Linked DNA regions of Mus musculus: all the other regions are linked to region 3. Evidence: chromatin loops called from intact Hi-C (ENCODE). Cell type or tissue: gastrocnemius. All regions are shown on one strand. Links, peaks and the distances in the headings refer to the core of each region. The heading gives the core; the rest is flanking DNA.

Evidence for each region. Hi-C counts contacts between places; a loop is a spot of excess contacts. Peaks named below come from ENCODE experiments on the same cell type or tissue, not always from the same donor. Only the 100,000 strongest peaks of a DNase experiment are listed, where the experiment ranks them.
Region 1: it touches region 3 in a loop (2.6-fold over the local background); 10 of 42 quality-filtered maps call a loop at or near these places.
Region 2: it touches region 3 in a loop (2.7-fold over the local background); 7 of 42 quality-filtered maps call a loop at or near these places.

What each region holds. Positions count from the first base shown.
Region 1 is chr5:117,160,607-117,167,999 of GRCm38, forward strand. All of the region lies in intron 1 of Taok3 (TAO kinase 3), which reads left to right. Among named protein-coding and RNA genes, the nearest start is that of Taok3, 44 kb to the left of the region's middle. In gastrocnemius, for the core only: no CTCF peak of the experiment used is centred there; a DNase peak (open chromatin) is centred at 3,421; H3K27ac peaks cover 1,457 bases.
Region 2 is chr5:117,385,136-117,392,528 of GRCm38, forward strand. Rfc5 (replication factor C (activator 1) 5) reads right to left here and starts at 3,888. Exons shown (of 11, transcript NM_028128.1): 1 at 3,782-3,888; 2 at 2,734-2,798; 3 at 1,587-1,723; 4 at 253-332. The coding sequence starts at 3,843. It overlaps Gm15728 (predicted gene 15728), which reads left to right and starts at 3,987. Exons shown (of 2, transcript NR_166496.1): 1 at 3,987-4,150; 2 at 5,019-6,325. In gastrocnemius, for the core only: a CTCF peak has its summit at 3,454; DNase peaks (open chromatin) are centred at 3,518 and 3,939; H3K4me3 peaks cover 1,323 bases; H3K27ac peaks cover 1,001 bases.
Region 3 is chr5:117,112,938-117,120,330 of GRCm38, forward strand. It overlaps Suds3 (suppressor of defective silencing 3 homolog (S. cerevisiae)), which reads right to left and starts at 3,056. Exons shown (of 12, transcript NM_178622.5): 1 at 2,735-3,056. The coding sequence starts at 2,876. Taok3 (TAO kinase 3) reads left to right here and starts at 7,192. Exons shown (of 21, transcript NM_001199685.1): 1 at 7,192-7,393. In gastrocnemius, for the core only: CTCF peaks have their summits at 1,846 (motif pointing left) and 3,292 (motif pointing right); DNase peaks (open chromatin) are centred at 2,143, 2,739, 3,292 and 6,237; H3K4me3 peaks cover 2,255 bases; H3K27ac peaks cover 3,914 bases.

The sequences.
Region 1 (7,393 bases), core at 1,490-6,489, 48 kb after region 3:
TACAGACACGAATCACTGTGCCTAGCTAACCATAAACCCTTAACACATGCGTCATTCTGAGAAATCGTTCCCTCACTATGTGTTCCACCAACCCAAGAACAATACCTTACTTTGTTGTAGTTGCACGAGGCAAGGCTGGTCGTAGATTACAGAAACAGTTTATGTGACCTTTGCACTCCAAAAGCCATGACACAGCTGTGCCGTTTCTTCCAAGCCCTCTTTTCCTTCTTTCTCTGCCCCTCGTTTTGAAGTATTAAGGACTGAACAAGGACCCTGTCTGTGCCGGGCACACGCTATACTGAGCTCCAGCCCACAGTGCTGAGTCTTGAGAGCCGTATTGTTACAGAATTTAACTGTATTTCCTCACAAGCTTCTCTGGAGAGTGCTGCTAGTGGGGATTGACTCTAGAGCTTCCGGTCTACTGGGCTTTTACCGCTGAGCTGCATCCCCAGACCGCTTCCATAGCTTCCATGCTGTAGATGTTGAGTTAAAGTACTGCATTTCTTAAAAAAGCTTTAAATTTTCTATATACATATATACACATAACAAAATTAAAAACAAACAAACACCCTTAGAGGAAATTATAGACATGAAAGATGGTCATATTAACCATCAGTATTCTTGAAGAAGATAGTGAAAATATATTAAAAAGATAAAATTAAAATAGTTCTAGAAATAAGAAAGAAGGTGAAGCTATAGTTTGAAAGGACCACAGTATCCCGGGTGATATGTATATAATGGAGGCCAGAAGAGGGCATCAGATCCCCTGGAACTGGACTCGCAGGTGGTTGTGAGCCCACATGTGGGTTCTGGGAATTGAACCCAGGTCCTCCAGAAGCTCAGCCAGTGCTGTTAAGTGCTGAGCCATCTCTCCAGCTCTCTTCTCTCACTTTCCAGGACTTAATGATACTAGGCCTTGCTTGGGTCTTTTTCATCTCATCTGCTTGATTTGTCTTTAGCAATAATTTTTATTTAAAGCATCTTGAGCAAATGGTGAAATAATAATACTCATGAAAGCATATTTTGATGATAAATAATAACTTTGAACCAGTAGATTCAAGTATTAATGAAAAATATTAATTTTTTAAAAGACATTGGGCTAGTCTTTCAGATGTAAATATCCCAAACTTGCCTTTGAGTCTTTTTGTCTTGGTATTAAAGAGTTTATTTTTAGGATGTGTAACTTGGTAATTTAGGATACTTCTCAGTATTTAATTCCATGATAATTTCACCCGGGATACTGTGGTCCTTTCAAACTATAGTTTCATCTTCTTTCTTATTTCTAGAATTGCTTTAATTTTATCTTTTTAATATGTTTTCACTATCTTCTTCAAGAATATTGGCGGTTAATATGACCATCTTTCAAGTCTATAATTTCCTCTAAGGGTGTTTGTTTGTTTGTTTGTTTTTAACTTTGCTCAGTGTCTTCTGCCTCGTTTTCTTCAGAGTTCGTATACTCAAGTCCCTGAGCCCCTTTCAGGGTTCCCAGTTCTTTGTTCCACTTCCCTGCAGAATTAACTCATTGCAGTGTGGATTTGTCTTTTTCCTTTATTATTAGTAGTAAATCCTTCTCTTGGAAGTCAGCTCTCTTGACTTCCAGGTCACATTTCATTCCTGTTGTGGCTTCCAGTATCGCCATCGCCTGCTAGCCTCGCTGTGAGATCCTGTCTCGTATAGTTAATCGCAATAAAGAAATCAGTGGACAGCACTGTCTGATGCCGCTGTCCTCTGCCCTTGTTTCTGAAGTCTTCTCCACCCATCATTGTTTTCCTATTTGTGTTTTGTTGGATTTTTACACACCCCCACTGCAAAGAGCTGCCACCGTGTCCTTCCTGTAATTACTCATGCCCTCGTGGAATCGGTTTTCCCCTGTCCTTCATGGTCCCTGAGGGAAGGGTTCAAAGCTACACTTAAGCTAGGACTTAAGGCTATCAACAAGAGGGTTCCTTTTTGTGTGGCTAAAACAACGGGAAACAACTTATTCGTGAGTTCTTCTAGCCTTTACATAAATAGAGATCTCATATTTTGCAGTTTTATTGTACTAATTTTGCAAAAAAAATATAACTCTTTTAATAGAGTTCATCAATTATAGTGTATAAGTTTCTGTGTGAGATCTGTGAAGCACATACATGAGAGGCTGGCTCTGAGGATCTATGGGGCCTACGAAGATTTGTAGACAGAGCCAGCAGCTGTTGCTAGGGGTAGCGGGGGGGACACAAGTGCATATTATAAACTCCCTTGTGCAGGAATGAGATTCCAGTGTGATAGGGCTTCCTGTCTCGAGGTTTCCCTTCTGCGTTCTGCCATTGTTAGCAGCTTTCTTTCCTATGCTTTAAGTCTTCCCTCCCTGCTCTCCTATGTTAAAGGAGGAAAGGATGGCCAGCACCCAGTCAGACATGCTGCTTATGCTCCTAGGATGACTGATGGCAAAGTCTGCCTTCTGAGATCGGATAGGAAGATGCGCGTCACAAAAATGTAACAGAAGAGTATCTGAGAAAAACTCTGTGTGTGTGTGTGCGTGTGCGTGTGTGTGTGTGTGTGTGTGTGTGTGTGTGTGTGTGTGTTGTTGTTGTTGTTGTTGTTGTTGTTGTTGTTAGTAGTTGACCACAGGACCTTAGCATGTGCTAAACAAGCACTCTATCTGCTAACCTAAGCCTCCAGCCCCAGATAATTCCTACACTGCTTTTTACTTTATTCTGTTTCCCCTAAATTCTCATTAAGATGAGATAGTGATTGAGAACAGATTGAATACTGAAACTTTAACCAGTCAAGGATACTCTCCCAGCTTTGCAACTTTGCTAGGATACACTTTTTTTTTTTTTTCCGAGACAGGGTTTCTCTGTGTAGCCCTGGCTGTCCTGGAACTCACTTTGTAGACCAGGCTGGCCTTGAACTCAGAAATCCGCCTGCCTCTGCCTCCCAAGTGCTGGGATTAAAGGCGTGTGCCACCACGCCCGGCTTTAGGATACACTTTTTTAAGAAAGTTTTTTTTTTTTATGTGTATGAGTGTTTGTCTACATCTCTGTCAGTGCACAGTGAGCATCCAGTGCCCGTAGAGGGCAGAAGAGGGGACCGGATCCCCTGGAACTGGAGCCACAGGCAATCAGGAGCCACCATGGGAATGCTGAGAGCCAAACCCACGTCCTCTGCAAGAACAGCCAACACTTAACCAGTGAGCTGTCTCTCCAGCCCACTGAGGCCCAGATTGACATTAAGGCTCTGAAGAAGCGTCACAGCACACGAGGAGTGTGCACGTCTCTGTGTCTGGGGATGTACGCTCCACACTTCAGAAGTATCTGCGCACGGCTCGTTGAGTGTGAACAGCACGCAGAGAACTGTTAGAAACAAGCGACATAGCAGAGAAGGAAGCAGCCAGGAGGAGGAGTGGATGACAAAGGGCAGAACAGGTGACAGCTGGTGTGGACAGGTGGTAGCCATGCGCTGCCAGGAGAAAAAGGAAGGCCACCTTTGCAGTCAAGAGGGAGGTGGATGGAAAGAATGGTTCTAAGAAATAAATGACAGTGGCCGGTGAGCCCATTCAGCTGCGGGTCATATACATGCCCGAGAGCCCAGTGCATCCATGTCTGCTTTGTGCGATCTCCCCTGCTGCAGAGTTGTCATGTCAGGTCACCTGGGAAGAAAGTCTCAATAGGGGACTGTCCAGACAGGGTTGGCCTATGGACAGGCCGGGGGGGTGGGATGGGGGTAGAGTTCTTCTTCTTCTTCTTCTTTTTTTTTTTTTTTTAGGTTTATTTATTTATATATATAATTATACCCTAGCTTTCTTCAGACACACCAGAAGAGGGCATCAGATCCCTTTACAGATGGTTGTGAGCCACCATGTGGTTGCTGGGAATTGAATTCAGGACCTCTAGAAGAGCAGTCAGTGCTCCTAACCGCTGAGCCATCTCTCCAGCCCAGGGGTAGAGTTCTTAATTGAGTTAACAGAGGTGGGAAAGACACACCCTGAGTGTGGGTGGCCCTGGGCTGAGAGGAGAGAGAGATTGGCCCTCTCTGCTCTGGACTATGACCAGCAGCTTTAGATTTCTACCACCTGGGCTTCCCTGCCATGCTAGGCTCCAAATGGGAGCCATGAGTTGGCATACGCCCTTTCTCCCCTGAGTTGATTTTGGTGGAGGATTGCATCACATGGATGAAAATGAGCCGAAGACCAGCGTGACTTAAAACAGTGTCATATAGCAGGAAGGGGAAGAGCTGCAAGAGCCAAGCCAGAGAAACCTTTACAACCTGCCGTGTGCTGTTAGTCCTTACTGGGGCCTTTTTTCCTGCAGAACTGTGTCTAAGCGATGCTCTGGCCATAGTGGCTGTGATCGGAGTGCATCCCGCCTCTTATAAGGAGATTAAAGAAGTTGAAAGTAGTTAGATCCCCCAAACACTCCTGCAAACAAATGCCATACTGTTGTTCTATGAAGAATGGAGGCAGGCTGGACCCCAGCCTCTGGCTTTGAGCAGCTGTTGGGCTAAGAACTGGAGCCTCAGTGTGGTGCAACCAGGACAAAAGGTCTCCAAAGTGCTCAGTGGAGCAACCTGCAGCCTAACAGTTCTCAGTGTCAGATGCATTTCCTGGGATCAGTACTTCCAAGTCATCTTGGTGACATGGCAAGTTCAAGGCCAGCAGGGAGTCCAGGAGACCCTATGAAAAATCAGCTAAAAAGTAAACTAAACTCATTAACAGGGTCACTCAACTAGCTAGTACCATCTAGCAATCTTATTGTTAGTTGTACATGACGAACACTGAACTCTGTGTTCTGCCAGCCTTGGGTCAGAGAGATGGCTCGGCAATTAAGAACGCCTACTATTCTTACAGAAGACTCAGGTTCCATTCCCAGCACCCACAAGGCAGCTTAGAGTTGTCTCCAGGTCCCGGGGATGCCGTGTCCTCATCTGACCTTCTTGGACACTGTGTGCCTGTGGTGGGTACACACATCCACACAGAGACAAAGTACAAACACACACACACACACACACACACACACAAGGTAAATAAACTTGGACAAGCTGCAGCACAGTGGCACACGCAGAGATTCACTTGACCCCCAGAGTTTCCAGGCCCCCTCCTGGAAAACATAGCAGACCCCATCACCATGACCTTACATTCTGTAGAAATGACCCACACGGCTAATTTTCAAGTTTGCCTACAAATGAGTTAGGAGAGTTTGCTTGTTTATTTGTTTGATGGGTGTTGTGTGTTTGTTTCAGTGTTTGTTTGTTTCTGAGACAGGATCTTACATAGTTCAGGCTGGCGTCAAATGCACTACATAGGGAAAGATGACCGTAAGTCCTGCCTACACCTCCAAGAGTGCTGGGGATCCTGGCGTGCTCCTCCTGCTGGGTTTTATGTGTGTGGTGCTGAGGATGGAGCCCAGGGTGCCCTGAATACAGAGCAGGCATCCTACCCATTAACCTGCATCCCCAGCCTTGTAGAGAGGGATTTGTTCTTGCCAGGTGCCCAGTCCCATGCCTATCTCTACATCCATCACCACAAGAGCAATTAATGGGTTGCCATGGCTATCAAGCCTCACCCTGCCTGGAGGGGCAGGAAATGTCTGTTAGCGGAATGCAGGGAGGGACTGGGGTCAGGTAGGCAGTCAGCAGGCAGGGTCTGCCAGGGCATTCCTTCTGCACTGGGATTTGCCTCAAGCATTCGGACTGCAGCAAGCCATCTTCCTGCAAATAAATACCATCTTCTTCAAGCAAAGGCTGCAGCCTGAAGGGTAGGTGCTGGGAAAGATAAGTTGAAGCGTTAGAAAAACTATAGTTTGAACAGTGTGTAATGGCACATGCTTGAAGTCCCAGCCCCAGGAAGTCTGAAGGGAACAGGATTGGTGCAAGCTCAAGGCTAGCCTAGGCTACAAAGGGGCAGGGGGATTGGAGTTGGTGAGGAGGAGGAGGAGAAAAGGGAAACAAATAAGAAAAGAAGAAACAAGGAAAATTTTTCCTTGTTTTGTTTTTTGGTTGGTTAGTTTGGTTTGGTTTGGTTTTTCTATGGCTTGTTTTTGAGACAGGGTCTCACTGTGTAGCCCTGGCTGTCCTGGAACTTGCTATGTAGACCAGGCTGGACTTGAATTCATAGAGATCCTCCTGCCTCTACCTCCTGAACGCTGGGAGTAAAAGGGAGCTCAAATTCCATCAGCCCCAGATGTTGTGGTTGTTGTTTGATTGTTTTTTTTTAGGTATAGACTATTTATAAGCATGACACTGAGCAGCAAGCAGCAAGCACTACCATTTATCATCAATAATCCAATAGAGTTGGGGGCGGGGGAGGGCGTAATTTGACATGTGACAGTCTTCTGCTTGAACTATTGCTCTTGCAATCCCGACAACCTCTAAAGGGTACCTGCGTAGTACTGGTGAGAAAATAGGCTGGGAGGGGTTAAAGGTTAAGTTATCTGACCTTCACTGCATGTCAGAGGCAGAAGCCAAATTCAAGCCCAGGTAGGCTTGTGACTGAGCCAGCAACTTCTCCTGGCTTGCTAGGCTACCGCCAAGAGTCAGCCAGACGGATGCGCCCGTGCCAGAATCTTCCAGGCCACTCTGTCATTCATCCCGACCTGGGGCTCTTGACCTAATTCTTCCCCTCGCCAACACCTTCACTGTGTCTCCTGCTGCTTCCTGCAAAGAGTGGCTGTAGCCAGCCAGAAGCTAGTGCCACCCGATCTCCTTCCCTGACCAGTGCACTGAGCCATACTTGGTTCACCCAGTTAGGAGAGGGTGGGGCAGAGGGTGATAATGGACACTTGCAAGAAATAAAGCATATGAAAATGTCTTTAAAGGTATTTCACGCTCACACGTGTCCATAAGTCCACTTCCAGGGGATCCAACACCCTCTTTTTGCCTCTATGGCACCAGACATGCACATAACACACACGCACACATATATATGTAAGCAAGTTAGACATAAAATCATTTCAAAATTTGTTTATAAATAATGCCACTCAGTAAAAGTTAAAGGGGACAGGTTGGAAACAAGTGCCGTAAGTTATCGTGTCTTTTTGTCCTGCTTCTGCACGGGTGTGAGCTTCGAGCTCATGGGGGTCGGGGTCAGAGGACAACTTTAGGGAGATGTTTCTGTCCTTCCACGATACAGGCCCCGAGGATGCAACTCAGGTCACCAGGCTTAGAGCAAGCACCTTTACCTGTGGTTCTCTCTGGTCCCTTCTAGTTTAATAGCTACAGATTTACATAAAAAGATGTATTTTGCTCAATCCCCATTCGTGGACCTTCCTTTGAGAGTTTTAAGCTTTGGAAATGGGTTTAGCTTCTTCAGCAAAAGACCCTTACTTACCACTTTGACAAACTCCCGGCTAAACCTTCATTATTTAATTCTCTCCACAGCAAACTCTACTATATGATAGGGTTTCTCGTTTACATT
Region 2 (7,393 bases), core at 1,490-6,489, 270 kb after region 3:
CCCTGTTTTAAACTGAGACCAGCTCATTCAGTACTGGATGTGACTCCCAGCTGAGGACCCCCACAGAGCCCAAGGCTCATGGAGTCCTCTATCCCAGCATCCCCACCTCTCAAACGCTGGCCCACCCCTGCTTCTGTCCAGGTGTTCCCTTCTTCCCTTTATACCAGCCAAGGGGGACCGAACAGCCAGGCTGTGTCCCTCCTAACCCGCACTAAGACCTGTAGGGAGAGAAATCCTACAGGTAATTCTTACTTGAAGATTGTCCTTGTGCTGGCAAAGCTGAGGATTGGCCCCCGAACAATATCGATCCCTCGGTCGTCAGAAGCATTCAGCTACAGGAGGAAGAGAGGATGCTGTGACAGTCACACCCTGTGCCAGCTACAAGCTAGTGGCTGGAAGTGTCAGCCAGCCATTCAGGTCTAATGACAGCTAAGATACAATCATCAAAAACCCTGTACACAGCCTCACAATACCATCACACAACATCCTAAAAGGATCATCCACAAAAATGTAGGAAATAAACACGGCCTGGTGACCCTGACCCAGGACCTCTGCCGTGAGCAATTGATGTTAACTTTAGTTCTCACCACCTGCAGGCTACTGTGCTTTGAATAAGCCAAAGAAAGAACTCTGGACAGCAAGGGGCTAAGCTTCAGATCCACTGCCTGAGTCAAATGCTTTTCTTCTGATTGTGGGTCTTCTGTATTCAAGTTAGCCTTGAACTCACATAGCCTAAGATGACCGTGAACTTCTGACCTTCCTGCTTCCACCTCCTGCATGCTGGGATTATAGGTGTATAGTCTGTTTATTATGCTAAGGATCAAACCCAGGACCTTGTGCATAGTAGGCGAGCACTCTATCAAATAAGCTACATTCCAGTCCCTCAAATGCTTTTCTTTCAAATACAGCATTTAGGTTTTTGTAACCTAAGGGTATTAAGGTTGTCAGCCAAGGTCCCAAGAGTTCACAGACAGCATGGCTCAGAGCAGTAATCTAAGAAGATCCTGATGAAGAGACATTTTTAAAGGTGTTTGTCGAGCAGTGGTTCTCAACCTGTGGGTTTTGACCCCAAGGGGTGTCGAATGACCTTTTCACGGGTTGCCTAAGACTATCAAAAAAACAGATAACTGTACTACAATTCATAACAGTAGCAAAATTACAGTTGTGAAGTAGTAATGAACATAATTTTATAGTTGGGGGTCACCACATCATAACAAACTGTATTAAAAGGTCGAAACATTAGGAAGATTGAGAACCACTAGCCTAAACTAAAGAGATATGCAGTATTCATTATCACCACGAAATCTTAAGGGGTTCAACAAGAGCTGTGGGCAGGTAGAGCAGGCTGTGTGGGCAGGGTACAACCTCTAAGTTGGCCCCGCAGAAAGTAGAGGCTGCCAGGTGTTAATGCCCTAGCAAGTCTAAGCAGTATCCCCCATTTTGACACCCCCCAACTCCCCCCAAAACACACACAAGATCCCATTGGTCAAACACAGCCAGGACTCAGATGGTCAGGGAATAAAAGAAGGACAAAGGTTAAGTGTCTGGAGGTCTGAGCTGTTGTGGAGTGAGAGTGTCTCCTTCACCTCCAAGACCATGGAGCCAAATTCTTTATCTTTGTACAGTTGCTTGGCACAGGCCAGGATGGTGGATGTCTTTCCTGTCCCTGGAGGGCCATAGAGAAGTAGGTGTGGCAGGCGGTCTTCACTGATGAACTTCTGAACTGAGGGACAGGAAGGGGTGACATGTGTCAGTCTCTGGGTCCTACACAATCACCTTAGGACCTGGTTATGCTAAATCCAGATATGCTTCAGTTTTTCAGTGTCCTAGTCGGAGTAGACAGGGAGGGGAAGTCCTGAAGTCACACCACAGTTTGTCTGTCTGTCTATCTGTCTTCCACACTAGCTATCTTGGGAGGGTCTATTAAGTTGAGAGCAGAAGTTCTCAACCTGTCTCGACACTTTTAGGAGCTACATATCGCACACATACCCTGCCTATCAGACATTTATTTACATTATAATTTGTAACAGTACCAAATTCCATTTATTAAGTAGCAATGAAATAATTTTATGGTGGGGGGGGGTGGTCACCACAACATGGGGAACTGTATTAAAAGGGCCACATCTTTAGGAAGGTTGAGAGCCACTGGTTTAGAGGCACAGCCTCATTGGAGGAGTCAGGTCACCAAACTCGTGCCTTTGAGGGTCATACTGCTTGCTCCCCCACCCCTTTAGCTCTCTACTTCCTGTCCACTTTGGAGCAGAGTGCTCCCACTGCCACGAAGTTGTGCTCACCAAGGGTCTAGAGTCAACAGAGCCAAGCACTGTGAACCAAAACCTCTTCAAAATCAACCATCCCTCTTCTGTGTTGTCTTCTTGGGACATGGGGGGATTGGGAAGGTGCCTCAGTTAAGCCGGGTGCTCTTGCAGAGGATCTGGGTTTGGTTCCTAGCACCTACATAGCAGCTCACAACTGCCTACAGGATCCAGGGTCCTCTTCTGGCCTCTGGAGGAGCCAGGCACACAAGGTGCACACACTTTCATGTGTAAACAAAACACCTAAACAGTAAAACCAAACAGATCTTGAGACAGTTTGGTACACTATGGAGAAGGCGACACATGGCCGGTTCTATAAAGGCTCAGAGCATCCTCTAAGGGTCACCCAGCAGAGACATCGTCATCACGAAATGGACCCAACCCTCCACAAGGACAGCAGCAACAGACAGATACTTACTGGTACTCAGAATGTCCTGGTGAGAAATGAGATCGGCCAGGGTCTGTGGCCGGTACTTCTCAACCCTGAAATAGGATTCACCGTTAAGTTACAATCTATATACTCAAGCCATGTTCTGTTACATGCAAAGAAGCCCCTTCACATCCTAAGCAGCAGAGGAAGAGAAACCCTTCGCGTCTGAACAGAGCACTGGCTCTCACAACCAGGAGTTGTTCTGTCCCCCCAGGGGACATCGGTCAGGCCAGTTATCTGTATTAACTGTGCAATGGGTGTTAGCAGCATCTGTTGAGTAGGAGTCAGGAGGTTGCTAACATCCTCCAGTGGGCAGGACAGCTCCCCCTTGCCCCTCACCAACAGCGCTGAGACTGCGCAAACGGAACTCATACTCAAATACCTATAAGCAAGAGAACGGGCAATCCACTTATGATGTGGCTTTCAAGAGGGAATCGAGTGCTGAACCATGCTACAGAACAGAAAACCCTTGAGTTCGAGAAGCCAGACTCAAAAGGCCACACGGTCTGTGACTCCAGTCCTGAGAATTTAAATACCGTGTGGCCTGAGACAAGTCTTCCTCCTCAGGATAGACCAGAAGAAAAGAAAATGAAAGCATGGCTAGGCTTGCTTCATTTAAAACACCGCTAAGGTGCTGTAGGGCCATTCAGAATGCAGGCGCTGGGGCCCTGGGTGGAAGATCAGGTCCCTGCAAGTTGTCCTCTGACCTCCACCAGGGTGCGCTGCTACGGTCCCTCCCCCGCAAATAAAGAGGGGATAGAGTGCAAGCGCTGAATTCGGACACGAGTTCGAATCCAACCAAGCCTACCCACTCCTCCGTCCTCGGAACCTTTCTAAAGAAACCCAGGATCAATTTATTAGGGTCATCGGAGCGCAGAGGCGATGCTCGAGGACCCCGAGGATGGCTAAGCTGAGCTCAGAGCCCGTTCAGGTATGGAAGCGGAGGAGCGGCTGCGGCGCCAAGGCCGGGAGCGGGGAAGGATCTGCAAAGCTCCTAGGAGGAAGAGCGGGAAGCGGGATGTGGGGCCGCTCCTACCAGGGCAGGTTCCGGGCCCGGGCCGCCGCGGGCCGCTGCTGCGAAGGCGCGGCCGCCGTCATGACTGACAGATGCTGCGGGTCCCTGCCACTGACCCGCCGCACTCGGAGTCCGCGCGCAAACCAACCCTCGCGAGGCTTCGCCTCCGGCTTCCGGCTTCCGTCCCCCGGCCCGCCTCCTCCCCGTTGCTAAGGTGCTGGTTGCTAGGTAACCCTAGGCGCCGGCCTGCAGCGGAGTTACCGCCTGAGTCGGCTGTCTCAGCCTCCTCGCACGAGGTCCAGGGTGACCGCGCGCTGAAGCCAGAGCCACCGCGGGCCTCACCAGGGCCCGATCCTGTCAGTGCAGGGGCAAGCCGCAAGGAGCAGCAAGGTGTGTGGTCAGTGCAACCTCGGTTCCATAACCAGCAACACACACACAGAGACACACGTACATATACAGGTATGCACACAGTTACAAATATACATATACATACATCCCCATTCACATACATATAAACAGATATACGCCTGCACTCACATACACATACAGATACATACACACAAGTATACACAAATACACAGTTAATACGCATACATACATACATACATGCATACATATATACTCACATATACATGTATATCACACACATATATATACACACAGAACATACACATTCAATCATATATACACATAAATACAGTTACATATATACACATACATGCATACATATATTCATATAAATACATACAAACATTTGTGTTTTATACACACAAATGCATTTTCTCCTACAGTAAGAGGATTACAGACCAATTTTATTTATTTATTTGTTTGTTTGTTTATTTATTTATTTGATTAGTTTTGAGACAGGGTTTCTCTCTGTATCTTTGGCTATCCTGAAGCTCACTCTGTAGGCCAGGTTAGCCTCAAACCCAGAGATCCACCTGCCTCTACCTCCCAAGTGCAGGGATTAATTAAATGTGAGCTTCACCGTTTGCCTGGTGACCAATTTTATTTTCATCTTTAGCTTTTACTTTGAGCCAGGTATGCCTTTAATTCGAGTACTTGGGAGGCAGAAGCAGATGGATCTCTGTGAGTTCAAGGTCTACAGAGTGGCCTCTAGGACAGCTAGGGCTACATAGTGAGACCCTGTCTTAAAAACTCGAAAGAAAACTAACTTTAATTAATTTGTGTGTGCCTCGCTGCACATGTGGAGGCCATGTGCATCAATTTTCAAGAGTTGGTCTTCTTTCTTATGCAGACGTCCTGGGAATCGAACTTAGCTGTCAAGCTTGGCCGTTTGAATCGCAAGATCATCCTTGACTGCATATCCAGCTCATGGCCAGCCTGGTGGTGTACTTAACTACCTTTGGAGTCAAGCAGCTGCCATCTGGGGGAGTTCAGCTGTGTCCACTTACAAAAGAATTACCTTAGCTGGACTTTTTGACCGTTTACATCCCCTCACGGAAGACCCTCACCTGAGTATCCACTGGCTCCCTATAATTTATTGTGTGCAACTCTGCCTTAATTGCACATGGCTTGCCTGGAGGGCAGGGGTGGGGGGAGGAGACTAGAGTACTCAGATTAAGAAAGACTAGGAGAGAGGTCTTTATCTAAGCAGCTATGGGAAAACCCTTACCCTGTTGGCCAAATCTTTTTTTTTTTTTTTTTCTCTAGGCTGGCCTCGAACTCAGAGATCTGCCTGCCTCTGCCTCCCAAGTGCTGGGATCAAAGGCGTGTGCCACCACTGCCCAGCTGCTGTCCACTGGCCAAATCTTTTCTGGTACCATCCCATCTCTGGAGGAAGGAGAACCCACTCTCCTGTAGGTACTCCTCACCTATGCTCTGTAAGGAAGCCCAATAAATTCATTGGTTCCCCCAAATGAAGTATGGCAGTAGACTCATGCCCCGGTTTGTCACTGGAATCTTAGGTGGAGGGGTAGACATCATTTATGCCCCCTCCCATGGAATGCTATCAGCACACAAGGGATTTTTATCAACACTGCAATAAAGGAGACCCTGTCTCAATCAAAACAGAACACATCACAGAAGAAGGAGATCAGATGGCACTCCAAGGATGACAGTACCCCGCCTCTCTGCTTCCTCTGTAGGCCAACTTGAGTGAATACTGGTTCTTTAGATCACTAACATGCCATGCTCCTGACTTGGCTCAGGGGTGATTTTGATGATAACTTCTCTCTGTGGCAAGCACAGGATACAGTGCCACAGTGCACTACACTGATAACAGGGATGGCTGTGAGGGATCAACACAGCCACATAGCTAACACATTGGGGACATGCCACACTCCCTCCCTCCTGCCACTCTCTGCTCACCTTTTCTTTCTCTCATATATATATATTTTTTCCATCTCAAACAAAACTTTGGGCTGGAGAGATGGCTCAGAGCATAAGAGCACTGTCTGCTGTTCCAGAGGCCCTGAGTTCAATTCCCAGCAACCACATGGTGGCTCACAACCATCTGGAATAGGAGCTGGTGCCCCCTTCTGACATGTAGGTATACATGCAGGCGGAACACTGTACACATAATAAATAAATCTTTTTAAAAAAGAAAGAAAGGGTTGGTGTGGTGGTTTCCATGAGAGTGGCCCCCACAGGCTCATCTACTTGAATACTTTGTCCCCAGTTGGTAGAACTGTTTGAAAAGGATTAGGAGGCTTGGCTGTCTTGGTTACTTTTCTATTGCTAAGAAGAAAAACCATGCCAAGTCAACTAGCATAAGAAAGCATTTAGCCATTTAGTGGGGTTGGGGATTTAGCTCAATGGTAGAGCGCTTGCCTAGCAAGCACAAGGCCCTGGGTTCAGTCCTCAGGTCTGGAAAAAAAAAAAGAAAGAAAGCATTTAGCTTGATTACAGTTGCAGAGGGTGACTCCATGGCTGTCACAGTTGGGAGCAAGGCAGCGGGCAGACACAACACTGGAGCAGCAGCTGAGACTTTGCATTTGAGACACCAACCATAAGTGGGGGTTGGGGAGAGCAAACGACCTGGAAATGGATTCTGGGAGCTTTTGCAATCTCAAAGACCATGTCTGTAAGACTCCACTGAACCTTAGCCACCAGGGACCCTAACCACGTGGAGCCAGGGATCGATGCAAAAGCAAGAGGAGTTTATTGTTCCATCCTGCACCCGAAGGAGAGGTGGTACCCCCAGGCAGCCTGTTTGGTGAGTTTTTATACAGTTTCCAAGGGCAGAATAGAGCATCAGCAACTAGACACAATGTGATTGGCAAAGCAGTGTGACTTTTTTTTTTTTTCTTTTTTCGAGAGAGGGTTTCTCTGTGTAGCCCTGGCTGTCCTGGAACTCACTTTGTAGACCAGGCGGGCCTCGAACTCAGAAATCCACCTGCCTCTGCCTCCCAAGTGCTGTAATTAAAGGCATGTGCCACCACACCCCAATGCAGTGTGACTTTTAAACTGGTCCTTAGGGACCACCTAGGTAGCAAATGCTTCCCTTATCTGCAGGTGGCCAATAGTTCCATTCCCCCTGTGGTCTTTCTGAGGAATATAAAGAGCCTCTCCCCTCCAGAGGAGATCCTGAGCTGATCTCTTCAAGTCCAGTGACACACCTCCACCAACATGGCCACACTGAAGTGGAAACTTGTAGTTTCTTTGGAAAGT
Region 3 (7,393 bases), core at 1,357-6,356:
TGACAGCGTAATCGGCAGACTTCTGGGAGAAGAAGGAGTTTCTATCCCATGTGGGTCTGCATGAACCTGCTAATAAAAAGTGTGTGAGTGTGTGTGTGTGTGTGTGTTTAAAATAAAAAAGAGAAATGCCACTCCAACTTGGGTTTATGCTGAGAATGTACTTTAATATGACGCACAGTAAGAGAAGAGGGCACACCAGACAGAGGCCACAGAGCAACAGTGAACGGAGCACAGTCCAAGAGGAGATCTGGGCATGCGCACCCCCATCCCATCACGGTTAGAGGTATGCAGTGAAAAGAGACCATCCCCACAACAGACTCAATCCTAATAACTGAACGGATTTCCAAGTTAACAGGCAAAAAAAACAAACAAACAAACAAACAAAAAAAAGAAAAAAATGTGCAGAAGCGGGGCAAGACACTTTTTGTTAAATGCTTCCAAACCTTGTATTTAAATAGATTTTAACAAGGGGGATGAAGGCATGTCTCAATAGAGCTCACTGTTCTTTGCAGAGGATATGGGATCGGTCTCCCAACACTCATTATCAGATGGCTTATGAAGTCCCAGAACTCCAGTTCTCAGGGATCTGGCGCCCTCTTCTGGTTTCAAAGGATACAGGTACACATGGTGCATATGAATTCATAAAGACACACAGCAAAATTAGTGAGTTAAAAAAAAAACATTTTCAAGCCGGGGGTGGTGGCACACGCCTTTAATCCCAGCACTCAGCAGGCAGAAGCAGGCGGATTTCTGAGTTCAAGGCCAGCCTCGTCTACAGAGTGAGTTCCAGCACAACCAGGGCTACACAGAGAAACCCTGTCTTGAAAAGAAAAAAAAAAGTTTTCAATTATATTTATTTTGTTTTACATGTATGAGTGTTTTGTCTCTGTGTGCATGCCTGGTACCCAAAGGGGTCAGATGATGGTTGGGGCTGTAGTTTTTAGATGCAAAAGATAACCTTTGTTCACCTGATGGTTTTTGCCATCTGGGAGGCTCACTGCCTCCTTCTGCTAACTTCAGCCTAGTCCTGAATGTTTCCAGCCCCTGTACATCTAATCTAGGCCTAGAATGTTTTTCAGCCTCTGAGACTTACTGCTGAATAAACTCACCTTTCTTGTTCTTTCTGAGCTCTGATGGGATGGTTCAACTCAAACTCCTCTCCAGGCTGTCTTGCTTCAATCTGGCTTCAATCAGTTTCTAGTGAATGGCTCTGCTTGGCCTCATTCTAACTTTGGCATTATCTTCAGCTCCTTCTCATTCTCTGGCTCGGTCTGCCTTCACCTGTGTCTAGCTTGTTCTCCAACCTGTCTCCGTAAAACTGCCCCCGTAAAACTGCCCCAGTAAAACCGCCTCCTTCTTCTTCTCTGTGCTGCTCTCTTAAATACCCTTTTCCCTCTCATCTCCTGAGAGTTGATTATATCCCATTCTGTCAAATCTGCCTCTGATCCATCACCTTGCTGACACTCAATTAGACATCACTTTCAAACAGGGGTTTCCTAATACAAACTAACTTTACCTTGATTGTTTGGGATTAAAAATATATGTACTAAGGGCATGTCTGCATTCCAGCCAGAGGGATTAAAGGTGTGTGTTAAGGCTGAGCAACACCCCAAGTAAAAACAGTTTTGTTTTGTTTTGTTTTTTTCAATAAATAACACGGTCTCGGGGTTCACAGTGTGATCAAATATCCTGCGACATATAGACAGTCGTGAGCCACTCCAACCTGGACCCTCAGAAAAATCAGTGTTCTAAACTGCTTAATTTAAACTGGTCTTAAGCAAAGATCTGGATCCAATGGCCTGAGTGAAGAGGGTCAATTTTGTCTTCGCTGTACCCCCTCGTGGTCATTAAAAGAAGTGCACCTTTCACATTGAAAAATCCCTAGTTAAACCTTGATTTTGTTTTTGTTTTGTTTTGTTTTGTTTTTTAACCATAGTTAAAACAAACGCACTCAGTTCCTATAACTTGCTCTGCGTGCACTGAGGCCGGAGCAGACCCAAGTCCTCACAAAGCCGCCTCCTTTCCTTCGGTGGAAGGAACTTTCACGGAAGCCCTGTCTAGAGCCAGCTAGCTATGTTACTACGCATTTGAGAGACTTAAGATCCTGCCCGCAGTTGGGGGTAGCTTTTGGCTTTTTACAGCCCGACTCTATGCCTGAATACTGTCCACTCCGCCCATACAAAGACCTCCCCTTGCCCCTTCTGCTTCTAGCTTCTCCCCCACCTAGCCAGCTCCTTCCTCAATAATCCCTCTGGGTGTCCCTCACACCCGCCAAAAGGTAAATAAACAAGGTCCCGGATCGAGACCTGAGGCTGGAGGAGCGATCACGCAAATGCAGACTACTCGGACCTGAAAACAAATCCCAACCTCCCCTTTCGCCCACTTCGCCGTGGCAGGACACGATTCCATTGAACCCCTCCCAACCTAGGAGATGAGGACTCCAAGCTACCACGCAGGAGGTGGGTAAACAAGACAGCTTTAAGGTCACAAAGCTGGGGGCGGGGGAGAGGTGCCGGCCAAAGGAAGACTTATCGCCTGTCCCATTCCGGCTCCCCAAGCGGAGCTAGGGGCATTAAAACAGTGGGAGGAGAGAAGCTGGGAGCGAGAAAGCCAGGGCGAGCATTGCTCCGACCCGAGTGCGGAAATGAGAGACGCTGGGCTGGGGACCCCTGGCTCGCAAGAGCTCTGGCGACCTCTGACCACCCGCACCCGGGCCCCGTCCCCACACCCGCACCTTCGTCGGACTCTCGGCCCCGGCAGCTGCGCTCGTCGTCCTCGGCGCTCTCCAACTCCTCCTCGTCCTCCGGGTAGTACTCCGGGGCGGCCGGCGCTGCAGCCGGAGCCGGCGCCGGAGCCAGCAGCCCCGCGGCGCTCATGTCGCCGCCTCGGGGCCGCGGCGGAGCCGGTCCCGCGGAGATCGCGGCCGCCTGGCTGCGTCCCCGGAGCCCCGCAACCTCGCGCGGTTCCGAGCCGCGGGCACCGGGACTCCCCTCGGCTCCGAGCTCCGCCCCCCACCCCGCACCCCGGCGCCCGCGCTGGGCAACGGGGGCCTCGCGCAGCCGGCTACTTCCGGGTCGTGGGCTGCTCGGTGACAGCCTGATCAGGCCGTCCTCGAGACGGTAGGTGAGACGCCGGGGCTCCACGGTTTCTGACACGGCGGCCGCGGCGGCGTCACTGTCTTAAGAATCCGCGATCGGCCACGGCGGAAGGGGCGGAGGCGGGAGTCTCTGGAGTCAGGCATATCCAGGGGCAGCCGCGCCAGCAGTCAGGACCCCGGAGTTGGAGGTGGCACTTCTGGCAGTGGCCACCAGGCGGCGCCTGGAGTCAAAACTAAAGTGTGGATGGACTCGACCTGATGGGCGGAGGCTTTGCAGAGCCCTGGATAGGTAGCATGGTCTCTGATTCATGCAGGTGAATGGCACGAACGGTTCCCGCGGTGGGCTTGGACGCCTGGCCAGCCAGAGTGTGTGGGATACAGAAAATGTTGTGCGTGGTTGCTCCCCTGCCTTAATGGGGGCTTTATTAAAAATTATGGTAAAGGCAAGTTGTTGCCATTTCATCCACCGGTCAGGTGAAAGTGTGTCCCTAGGCCTTGCCAGTACTTTCTTTTGAGTAGATTTACTGGGTAAGCTGTTCTACCGGTTTTACAAATGATCAAAAGAGTTGTCATTCTTTCTCCTTTCAAGAAAAGAAAAAAGAAAAAACGGTGGCGTCAGTCTAGCATCCCAGATCCACAGCTGTCCACAGGATAACTTCCTTGTGCTTCCCCAAACATAATTTTTAAGGTATTTTAGCCTAAAACAGTAATTTAATAACCTGCTAATTTTTACTTGAGTAAATAGGGCATTTCCCTCCAGGAACTACATTGGCTTAAATTCAGAAGCCAACGCTGAGCAAAGTGACCTTTAGTCCCAGGACTAGGGAGGCAGAGGCAGGCTGAGTTCAAGGCCAGCCTGGTCTGCAATTCGTGTTTCAGAACAGCCATGGATACACAGAGAAACCCTGTCTTAAAAACAAAAAAAAACAAACCAAGCCATGAAACTGAATCTCTCCATGTGTTAATCTGTGTAGCCCTGTGAAACATAGTGTTACAGTTTTGCTTAGAAGAGGAGGAAGAGGAGGAAAGGGAAGAGGTGGAGGAGGAAGAGGAAGAAGGTGGAGAGGAGGAGGAGGAGGAGGAGGAATAGGAGGAATCATCTCAGCACTTGGGAGGCAGAGGCAGGTGGATTTCTGAGTTTGAGGCCAGCCTGGTCTACAGAGTGAGTTCCAGGACAGCCAGGGTTACACCGAGAAACCCTGTCTCGAAAAACAAAAAACAAAAAGAAGAAGAAGAAGGAGGAGGAGGAGAAGCAGAAGCAGTAGCAGCAGCAGCAAAAACCTATGGTCTCTGCCTAGTGGCTCACAACAATAATCCCAGGTGCTCAGAAAGACAAATGCAAGAGGACAGAGCAACATCAAGGCTTGCCTGGATTTCACAATGAGTTCAAGGCCAGCCAGTTTAATGAGACCTTGTTTGAAAGCAAAATTAAAAAGGATGGGCCATGTATGCCTGTGGCTGGGTAGGGCACTTGTTCGGCATGCTGGAGACCCTAGCTTCACTCCCTAATTGGAGAGACAGAGAAGATGTGTCCAGAGGAACCCTATTCAGTTAACTCAGATCTGCAGAAAACAGAACAAGCATTAAGGCCCGGCAGATGGGAACACAGCAGAAAGCGGGGTGGAACCCGGGGACAGTATTCTGTTTCTCACAGCCTCTGTGATCAAATGCATTTCCAAATGGGCCCCCAGAGAGACTTCTAAAAATGAGAACATTCGTTCTGGGTCGCATTTCTTTTGACATTTCCTATTTGCTACCTTGTTTTAATTAAATCTTGGCTCTCTTTGTAAGAAAGAGTTCCTCTCTGCAGAAATGCAAGAATGTCCAGAATGCAAAGCTGGGACGGCTTTTCCAGCAGCTCGGGATCTGAAGCCCCTTCTCGACAAGAGTCCTTCTTCAAGCCCAGCCTCAGCAGAGGTTCTCGGAGCTGTCTCTTCTCCAGAGGATGAGGTCAGCTTCCTGCGTGTGCTTGTTCTCTCTCTCTCTCTCTCTCTCTCTCTCTCTCTCTCTCTCTCTCTCTCTCTGTGTGTGTGTGTGTGTGTGTGTGTGTGTGTGTGTGTGTGTGTGTGTAAACTGTTGGAACACATGTAGACTATTTGTAATCCAGCACACTGTGGGATCGCAGCTCCCAATACTATTAAAGAAGCAACAAATTAACAGGCATCATTTTTTGAACTCAGAATCCATTGATACAATGAAACAAATGACAGTTGGGTTTGTTACTAAACTGTGTGTAATCTTGTTTTGTGTTTAACTTTTATTTCTGTCTCCCTGATTACAGACAGCCAGTGTTAGTCTTCATGCGTTTCTGTTTTACATGGATTACAGAGACACAAATGGTTGGATGACGACAATTTGTCCCTTATCTTCCATGAAAATTGCAGAGCTGGCCCAAGGAGCAGCCCTACTAAGTGCTACTTAGTGAGGAGGGAAATGAACTTTTTAAGAATCCCTCCTGACTTTTAGCTCAACCAAATTTTATCATTGTTTGTAAAACCTTCAAAATCAAGTTTCACCCCTTAAAATTCTCCACCACTTCTCCCAAATAGTATATTCAGTCAGACTACCCAGATGAAGTTTGATATGCAATGTTTAGGATGTAAATTTTGCTGGGGAAATACCAGAGAGAGAGCGAGTGAGCGATCAGTTTTTTGACATGTTTGAATCTCTAGGATCAATATCCAGTACTTTAAAAAAAAAAAAAAAAGGCCAGCGTGTTGGGACCCACCTTTCATTGCAGCCAGAGGCAGGGGAAGGCAGATCCCTATGAGCCCAAGGCCAACCTGTCCACACTGAGAGTTCTAGGCCAGTAAGCCATCCTAGGTGAGACCCAATCTCAGATAAATAGAAACTAAATATTTTTTTGTAGTAGAGCGTTGACCAGGAGTTGAGTGTCCACGTCTGATAAGGCTTAGGGTGAAAATGTGTCCCTGCAGAAAAACTGCTTTGAGCTTCCACCATCAACTGAAAACAACACAGCTATTTCCACACAAAAAACATGAGACAGGTCCTGGTGCACTTTAACCTCTGGCAGGCACTATGTTTCCGCGTGGCTTAGGATGGAGCCAGGCAGGTTATTGCAGGTTGCACTTGGGGGGTCAAAGCTCAATCAACCTTCCGCCTTTGGTTCATTAAAGCCCGTGGCCCTGAAAGATTTAGTTAGATACGCTTGCTGGAATTTTGCCAAAGCCAACGGGGTCCCCCTACCCCAACTCCTCCATTAACTGTGGTAATCAAAACTCACAAAATGTGTATTTCTTTTTTCACTTTTCTTTCTTTCTTTCCTCTCTTTTCTTTTCGTCCTTCCTTTCTTTCTTTCTTTCTTTCTTTCCTCTTTTTCCTTCCTTTCTTTCTTTCTTTCTTTCTTTCTTTCTTTCTTTCTTTCTTCTTTCTTCCTTTCTTTCTTTCTTAGCTTCTGAGAAAAGATCTAGCTAGATACCCCAGGCTGGGTTCAAACTTGAGGCGATCTTCCAGCTTCTGCCTACAGAGTACTGGTATTCACATCGCACTCATTTTAAAATGTGCCCAGACCCTGGTAAGTAAGCATTTAGCTGGGTCCACAGATTTTTTCCCCCTCTCTCCAGCAGTAAACGTAGGGTCACTGAACGCAAAGCAAGAAAACGCATTCCCCTTCCTGAGAGCTGGAAAATAATTTACAAGCCCCAGGAGGAAAGCATCCCTTAAGGATGGCCAGGAGCTGTGAAAGGTCCAGAGAAAGATCCGACTGGCCCCACGATCTTATCCACGGTGGTCCGACAAGACAAGACAAGGCGTGGGGAAAGAGAGCCAAGAACTTTGACCCTGGCGCAGCACAAACAGAGCTGACCGCGCCCGAAGGGGCCATAGCTAACCCAAGTTAAGAGAGCTTCCGCGTTTGGGAAAGCCCCGCCCACCTGGACCCGCCCACCACCAGCTCCGCCAATCCCCTGGATCCATCGACCGCTCGGACTTCCCAGGCAAGGTCAATCGAGCGCCTATATACGGCCTGGACCCCGAGAGCGGCGATCAGGGAAGGTCAGTAGAGAACCTATCAAAGCATGGCTGTGGGCGGAGTCGAGGGCGGGGTCGAGTGGGGGCGGGGCGCGCTCTGCGCAGTCGGGTGCGATTGGTCACCCCTGGCGGAGCCGCACCTCGGACAGCAGCAGCGGCGGCAGCTAGGGTCCTGCGTGGAGAGTGGGGCGCGACGGGGACTCGCGGGCGGAGGCTGCGCGTGGGGACCCAGCACGCGAAGACCCAGCACGAGAGCGACTCTGGGCACGAGTGAGAGGAGGCGGCGGCGCCGGGGCCGCGGGTGAC